Regions from separate parts of the Homo sapiens genome. Here region 1 is linked to region 2. The links are chromatin contacts, found by Hi-C or POLR2A ChIA-PET in ENCODE. All regions are on one chromosome and are shown on one strand. The core of a region is the stretch at or near the end of the contact, and the rest is flanking DNA. Distances in the headings are between cores, read along the strand shown. Region 1 holds the start of DNAJA4 (DnaJ heat shock protein family (Hsp40) member A4). Region 2 overlaps TBC1D2B (TBC1 domain family member 2B).

Evidence for each region. A loop is a pair of places that touch in the nucleus more often than their neighbours do. ChIA-PET counts read pairs that join two places held with the same protein, here RNA polymerase II (POLR2A). Pooled maps may share reads with other maps.
Region 1: a loop to region 2 is called in a map of gastrocnemius medialis, with 7 times the contacts of the local background. The contact joins the promoter of DNAJA4 here to the enhancer-like site in region 2. A Hi-C loop is called at or near these places in 2 of 168 maps with a recorded cell type or tissue (gastrocnemius medialis and psoas muscle) and 6 of 50 pooled maps. POLR2A ChIA-PET finds 5 or more read pairs at or near these places in 1 of 52 experiments (T-cell).

What each region holds. Positions count from the first base shown.
Region 1 is chr15:78,262,787-78,266,750 of GRCh38, reverse strand. It overlaps DNAJA4 (DnaJ heat shock protein family (Hsp40) member A4), which reads right to left and starts at 2,189. Exons shown (of 7, transcript NM_001130182.2): 1 at 1,856-2,189. The coding sequence starts at 1,987. It overlaps DNAJA4-DT (DNAJA4 divergent transcript), which reads left to right and starts at 2,607. Exons shown (of 4, transcript XR_001751621.1): 1 at 2,607-2,694; 2 at 2,794-2,879. RefSeq lists silencers at 1,656-1,945, 2,256-2,335.
Region 2 is chr15:78,003,121-78,006,979 of GRCh38, reverse strand. TBC1D2B (TBC1 domain family member 2B) reads left to right here. Exons shown (of 13, transcript NM_144572.2): 11 at 3,490-3,675. Among named protein-coding and RNA genes, the nearest start is that of TBC1D2B, 73 kb to the left of the region's middle. Within about 2 kb of position 1,804, at least 20 of the 41 ENCODE cell types and tissues checked have a DNase peak (open chromatin) inside an H3K27ac peak, as active enhancers do; they include gastrocnemius medialis and psoas muscle, where a contact is called at or near this core.

The DNA of each region.
Region 1 (3,964 bases), core at 940-3,439, 260 kb before region 2:
CAGTTATCAAACAAGTAATCACCATTAAAGGAATACAGTTAATCAAACAAGTAATCACCATTAAAGTAGGATGCACGTTGGGCCTGTGGTTCAGTCTATGAGGCAGAGGCAGCCTCCTGGAAGATGTTTTAGCTGAGAACTAAAGAGTTTTATCCCCTTCCATGAAGGTAGAGGAAGGAAAGTATTCCTGGCAATGGGCACATCACAGAACCCTTCCCTCCAAGCTGATGGGCCTGCCAGACCTCACTGCCAAGGGCCTCATTTATGTGACACTAACTCAGTGCCTGGCTATGAATAAATATTAGTTTAAAACAAACCAAACAACCTGCCCAGACAGGTATAGACAGGGTGAAACCTACACATATGTAGTACAGGTCAAGTCTAATTTTTTAAAAATAAAAGCTTCAGAACAAAAGCATATTCAGCTCTAACTGTATACACAGAGGCATGAACTTACTCTTGTGAGTGCTGAGATTTGACCTGAATCCAGGGTCAGGCTTTCCCACATGTCTTTAGCCAGCTTGCTGAAATGTGAAATTAGAAGCCTACAAGCTCTCCTTAAAGGAGACTGTCAGAAGCGGACCACAATGAATGTAGGGAGCAGGTGGATGAATCACCAGCACCATGTAAAACGCCAGTGCCTTTAAAAGCTACAGTAAGCCATCTAAATATAGATGAGAAAGAACGCAAGTGAGTAACAGACAAATGGTCTTACAGGAAAGCATTTTAAACTTGTGACAGCCACATTCAGCACATGTGGCTAAATATAAATATTCCATCACTGTTGCCATTCAGCCAACCGTCCTGAAGTAGCTTTCTCCAGCTTGGAACAACTAACACAGACAGGTATTTTGATTCCAGCGTCGTTTCCACAGGTCTTAAATGCTACATGGGTGATTGGTGTGGTTTCAAACGTGGCCCAAGTGACACTGCTATCAGCTACTATAACGGCCCCACCTCTCAAGACCCATGCGGAACAACCAAAGTTTTGTAAGAAAATGGCAAGAAGTGAAAGGAGGAACGGGAGGGTTAGCAGCCTTTCCTTGCAATGCCTCATCCTTCAATTCACCTATTCAGGTGGGTCATGAGCCTCTTTAGAGATAAAAAGCAAACTTTCTGTAAACAGGATGGAAAAGCTTTTAACTTCTGTCTCTAAAATGCAGAGCATTTTCAGTCTATGATTGGTACTTATGATCAACTGTGTGTCACTTGTCACCGAAAACCCAGAATATGAGTACAAGCTGATGTCAGGTTGCAGATGTCCGTGTCCCTGTTTAATAAAGAAAATGGGATTATTCACTATCTGACGCTTTTATCAGGTAGGCAGTAGGTGCACAGAACAAATCCAGCTAGTCATTCTCAAGAGAGGCACGGCGTTTGTCCAAGGTACCAGCTCAGATTAAAGACACTCATCCCTAGGGTTTATGCATCAACAGAGAATATGAGCCAGTCGTTCCCAGCAAGTAAACAACTGTTTGTGTGTGCCTCAGTTTCCCGATTCCCAGGCCGCCTCTCCCACAGGGAACCAACACACCCTATGAGAACTAGTCCGGCGCGCACGGCAGGGGCTACCCAAACACTTGTGGAGCGAATGGAGGAATGAATGGGCTCGGCAGGGACTCGCGAGGGACCCAAGTGCCGCACCACATGCCTCCTCCGCGGGCGAAGCGCCCTCCACCGACCGCGCCGCACGGCGCCCAGGGTCTCCCGCCACCTCTGCCCGGCCTGGCCCCGAGGCGCCTGGCGACAGCCTCCCCAACAAACGCGGCTCAGGTTTCCCGTCGCCTTCAATGCTCCTGGCTTAATAACCCTTGGCCCCTCGGGAGCCCGGCCCGTGCCCCGCGCCGCCCCGCACCTTCTCGCCCTCATCCGGGTTCTTGTCCGGGTGGTACTTGAGCGCCAGCTTCCGATAGGCCTTCTTGATCTCCTCCGGGGACGCGCTGGGCTTCACGCCCAGGATGTCATAGTACTGGGTCTCCTTCACCATCTTGTGTCTGCGGGGGGGGCGGGCGAGGCCGGTCAGAGCGCCCCGGACGCCCCTGCCGGCACCCTGGCCCGCGCCCCTGGCCCGCGCCCCCGCCGCCCGCTCGCGCGTCACGGTCACGGTCGCCGCCGCCGCCGCCGCTTGTAGCTCCCGCCCGCCCCCCGCCCCGCGCCGGACCGACTTCCACGCCTGGCTCCACCGCACTAGAGCCACCGGCTCCTCCGCGGCGGGTTTTATTCGGCGCCGGCGGAAGCTTCCGCAAGGAGACGGTGACGCCACAAAGGCCTAGAACCTTCGCGGAGGTTCCGGCGGCCCCGCGGCGGGTTCGCGGCCCAGACCCCCGACGCCCGTCCGGCGCGGCCCAGCCGCTCACCTGGGCTTCTCGGGCGTCTGCTCCTTTGGCTGCCCGTCTGATTCCCCGGAGCTCCAGCTCTGACTGCCGCCCCGGGCCATGGCGGGGGCCGGAGAAGGCGGCTTGGGCCTGGAGGGCGCCCTCCGACAACTGTCCCGCCGCCCCGAGGCCGCCCCCTTGCCCTTCCGTGGGTCCGTGGAGCCGGCTGGCTGGAGAGTAGGCGGCCTGGAGGGCTGTGTTGGCCGGAGCCCTGCGCCGAAGGGTGGGACTGGGAGAGCTGCGCCCTGCGGTCCCCACCCGGCCTCTCCCCGGGGGTGTGGCCGCCGTCTGTTCGGTCACAGCCAGGCTGCGGCCTAAGGTGTGCCTGGGATTGTTGCATTTTTTAGGGGGTTGGAGTGGGTAGGGGCCCTCTGCTGCCTCATGACTGCAAGGCTGAGGTGAACCTCTGGCCTTCCAGTTGAGGTACAGGGGTCCTTTGCTGGCCCCAGATGTGGACAGTATCCTCTCGAATGCCCACCACTGGGAACCCTTAAGTCCCTCAAGGTGAGCAGTGACGTCCCCCACATATGGGCAGTGACGCCCCCCAAGTCTGCCAAGGGCCGACAGTGCCCTCTCTTCTCCCAGAAGTGGGAAACTGCCCCCTCTCCTCTGCACATCATCAGTGAGCAAACATCAGGGCCCGACCAGGCTGTTGGGCCCAGTGTTATGCACAGGGGGTCCCATGGCCTGGACCCTGAAACGGCTAGGTGGCCCAGGATGCTTGCCTTGGAAGGGTACAGGAGTAGGTCCCGACTTCCCTAGGCTGCCCCCAGCTCCCAACGGGTGCTCAGGGAGTCCAGATCACAAACCGTTGCAGAAAAGTGGGCGTGGAAAGCAGGCCCCAACGCTATCACAGAATTGCAGGCCCCTGTCCCCTAGCCCTCCCTTGGCTTCTGCCAGGGGAACAGTTTGTCAGAAAGGGGGGTCACTGCTCACCTCCCTGGGATGCCCTGGCCTTGTTTTGGGTACTGTGGCTGAAGCAGGTACTACCTCTCCTCCATGTGTTCCATGGGGGTGAGAAGTGACTTGTACTGTACAAGAGAAATTAAGCTGCTCTTCTTGGAGATGTTGCTTTTTTTTTTTTTAAATTATGCCTTGTAGAGCAGAACCTTTAGGCAGAGAACTCAGAGCTAGAGGTCAGAAACTTTGTTTTCTATCCAGATCTTACTGTCTGAGCCTTAGCATCTCAACACTTTTCTTCGTCAGCAGGACATGGGGATTGCCACTTGCCTGCCTTTCTCACAGGGCTCTTATAAGCATCAAATGGGATGATAACTGTGAAGACTCCTAGCGCAGTGGGTCTCAAACCTGGCTCCTGACAGAGATCACCTGGAATCTTCTAAAAATCCCTCTGGGTTGCACTCCACACCTGTTACCTTAGAGCTTCTAGGGGTGAGGCCCAGGCATCAGTGTTTTTCAAGCTCCCCAGGTGGTACAGCCAGAGCCGAGATCCACTGCCCAGGGTCACATACTTGTCCAGATTTAGTACTCGGGACCATAGGCATTCGTAAAATGGGCATGTGCAGGAGAGGGATGGCTTAAAGACAGAGCCTAGAAACATAGAATGGAGCTATGCACTTTGGACGACA
Region 2 (3,859 bases), core at 555-3,054:
GACAGTGGCCACCTGATTGGATCATCCTTGTGTGCCTGCTTGTCCTCCAGCTAGTCAGTGGTACCTGAGGGCCACGGCCCTGTCTTTCCTTTTTCTTTCTTTTTCCTTTTCCTGTATGCCTGGCACCCCACACAGTAAATGTTTGAACTTACATGAGCTACTCTTTGACCAGGGAAAGAGAGTTGGCATTTACTGAGCCCTGGCCCCGTGCCAGCAGCTGTACAACTGCACAGAGCCTGCACGCTTGAGCCATCAGTATCCCTATTTGACTTGGGAGAAAACTGGGAGCCGAAGACACTAATAAGCAATTTGCCTGAGGTGCCACCGATGAGGGGCTGAGCTGGGGTTTGAACTCAGGCCTCTGCAACTCTGGGCCTAAACTTGCCTGTCTGTGCCCACGGCCTCCTAGAACATCACAGGAGGATGGCAAGAGAGCTGGAGCTCTCACCTTCCCAGAGGGTGGGCTTTCGCCACAGCTGCCCCCTTCAGGTCCCTGTCCCAGTTTCTCAGATGTCAGTGGATCCCAGGAGAAGCTCATCTGGTCTCCCTGTGATTGCTTCACTTGCTAATTACCCAAGAAATGTATTGTTCTGTTGCGTTGGTGTGTAGGAAATGAACAGCAACAGGAAGAGGCAGCAGTCAGTCGGGTGGGATTAGAGGGTCAGTAAAGAAAGTTTTGTGTGTTCATGGGCACCTGAAAGCTAATAGCTTTCAAAGACTCAAATTTAAAATATCAAATGACTCAATGTTTCAGAATAAGAAAAATGAAGCATTGATCTTTCTTAATTCCATTGAGGTGTGGTCAAGCACATTGGTTAGGAACTTGGGGGGAGGGTCACATGTAGTAGATCACAACCCAGGCCCTACCTCCTGTGAGCTGTGGAGCTTGGACACATCATTTAACATCTCTGTGCCTCAGTTTCCCCATATGTAAGATGAGAGTAATACCCCCCTCACATAGACTTTTGAGGTTGAATTGAGATGATGCATTAAAAAAAGTTGAATGTAATGCTTAGAACATTGTAAAAACTCAATAAAAGTTGGTAGTATTGTTATAGGGGAAGACCTATTTTAAATGTCTGGATTTAAGATAAAATTTGCATCACATTGTCACATAAACATAAATGTAAAATCTAAGGAGACTTTTTCCCCCCTGACTATACAAGTAATAGATGATCACTAAACAGAAGTCAGGCAGTATAGAAAGATGTTAAGAAGAAAATGAAAATTGCCTGTTATTCTACCAACTGGAGAACCGTGGTTAGCATTTTGATGTATTTCCTTTTGCTTTTCTCCCCCTAGTTCACATAGGTATCCAAATTGAGAGCACAGTGTATCCTGGCTTGTTCACATTATAGCATGAGCATTTTCCCATGTCATTTTATACTGTGTACCCATCCTATTTGGTGGCCTAATATTCCATCAGGTGGGTGCTAGAATGTGTTTAATTATCCTCCCACTTATCGATGGCCATTGCGTAAGGTGGCTCTTAAAATGCGGATAGCTTTGAGTGTGCTGTCAACCCTGAGCACTGGGCTTTGCCAATCACTGTCAAACTGCCTCCTGCCAGAACCAAGTGCCCGAGCCCCGTGCCCACTGCTACTGCAGTCCACATGCTTGTCAGCTTTTCCATTCATTCCATGCTTTGAGTGCATGTTCTGTGCCAGGACCTTGCTAGGTGCTGAGGACACAGAGATGAATGACACAGTCATTCCATGTCCTCCAGAGCTCAGTGGAGGAGGGAGCTTGAACAGAGGCCAGAGCAAGCGTTTCCTGGCAGCCTGCTCCACACCAGCCCTCCGCCAAGCACCCGAGCAGCCTTAAGAGTGAGGCACAGTCTGCCTCCTAGTTGGGAGAAGAGATGTGTACAAGGATCTTCTCCCATGTCAGGGCCAGCTGATATGCCCCTCCCTCTTGGACGTCTGCAGCTGGATACTCCAGGCTGAATGAATTACATCATCATTAGCTGGTCTTACAGTGAGCCGTCCATCTCCCTTGCCACTTTACAGCTCCTGAAAGGCAGCTCCTGGCTGGGCATGAAGTATAGGAAAATATGTACAGTTAACCCTTGAACAACGTGGGTTTGAACTGCATGGGTCCACTTACATGTGGATTTTTTCAACTACACACAGATTGAAAATACAGTATTCACAGGATGTGAAACCCTCTTATACGGAGGGCCAGCTTTTTGTGTATACACCAAGGGATGACTATAGTTGTTTTTTACACTATGGATAGAGAAATTGGTTTAGTAGGTTGGTACTAGGTTTTTATTTTTATTTTTTTCCCATAAAATCCAATTGTCCAATTGATTAGAATTAAAAGCATCAAAGTGTAGTCCACTGTGTGAGATTAAGTATTGTTTTGTGAAACATTTGTTTCTGTTTTGTACACGTGCATACCGGTTCACGTGGAGTGGGTGATGGTTGAAGATGCATGTTTTTTTGTGAGGAAAGCCCCTGGCTAGGAAAGCCCCTGGCTGACAGGATAGCGTCTTGACTCCTCAGTGTGACGCAGGGGTGTCTGTGGCCAGCTTCTGCCTGGCTGTGCTGCCTCACCTCCCAGCCCTCCTGCCTGGAAGCCTGAGCTCTAGCTGTAGGAGCGGTTTCTCCTCAGTGCTTGGCGGGGACCTGTCCATGGTTCCACAGGGCTGTATGAACACATCGTTACCAGGGCCTGGCCATGGTTAGGATGGTCCACGTGTCTGGCCTTCCCTTCTCATCTTTTAACTCCTTGAGGTCAGGGTTGAACTTTATTCAACGCTCTGCCCAGCACTGGCCCCGTGCCTGACACAGAGTGGCAGTAACCAGGTATTGCTCGTCTGTCGTGCGCAGGTAGTTTATATAAGCCTCATTTAATCCTCACAGTAGTCCAGTAAGAGAGAGGTAATTAACTATTTTCCAGATGAGGCACAGAGCCGTTTAGAGCATAATTTGCTAAAAGCCACCCAGCTAGTAAGTGGTAGAGCTGAGATTCAGACTCAGGTTCATGTGACGCCGGAGTCCTCGCCACCCCCACTGCACATGCAGCCCAGCAAATGTTTGTTGAATGGATGTGGTGATGCTGCTTCCTTTTTGGAAGCAGAATCCCCATCTGCCCAGGATTCTAGTTTGTGGCCCTTTGTGTCAACATCTCACGTATTTACTTGTGGATTGGCAAGGCTGACTGTCCTACCTGCTGCTTGCAGTGGCCTATTTCCCAGGGCATTTTGAGTGCAGGAGTTGGTTTCAGGTTACAGACTCCCCTACTCCCATGCCCTGTGGAAAGCATGCTGTTCAGCGGACACTCGGTGTGTACCTGCAGTGCACGAGGTCAGCGCTGCTGGAACATAGTAGTCTGGCTCCGTGATGGGCCCCACGGTGCATTTGGAACAGTTGTGCTGCTGTCACTTGGGCTCCACCCCCAGGCTCTCAGGTTGCGCGTCTGCTCGTCTGCTTACCCGGTGACCTGGCAGGCCTGATACACTTCTCCCCTTTGTTCCCTCTCCAGGTGGACCAGCGGGTGTTCAGAGACCTTATGAGTGAGAAGCTGCCTCGGTTGCATGGCCACTTTGAACAGTACAAAGTCGACTACACTCTCATCACTTTCAACTGGTTTCTGGTGGTATTTGTGGATAGTGTCGTTAGTGACATCCTCTTTAAAATATGGGACTCTTTCCTTTATGAAGGACCAAAGGTGAGTTAGCTCAGCTCAGCTATTTTCAGATATACACACTTGACAACCGTCAGCAGCGTTGGTGGCGGTAGAGCGGCTGGCTCACCTGGAACTTATGAGGGTTACCATGGTGCCCAAGGGATCTCAGCACGGCCTGCACTAGATCTGGGTCCAGGGTATCAGGAAACCACAGTCATTTGTTCAT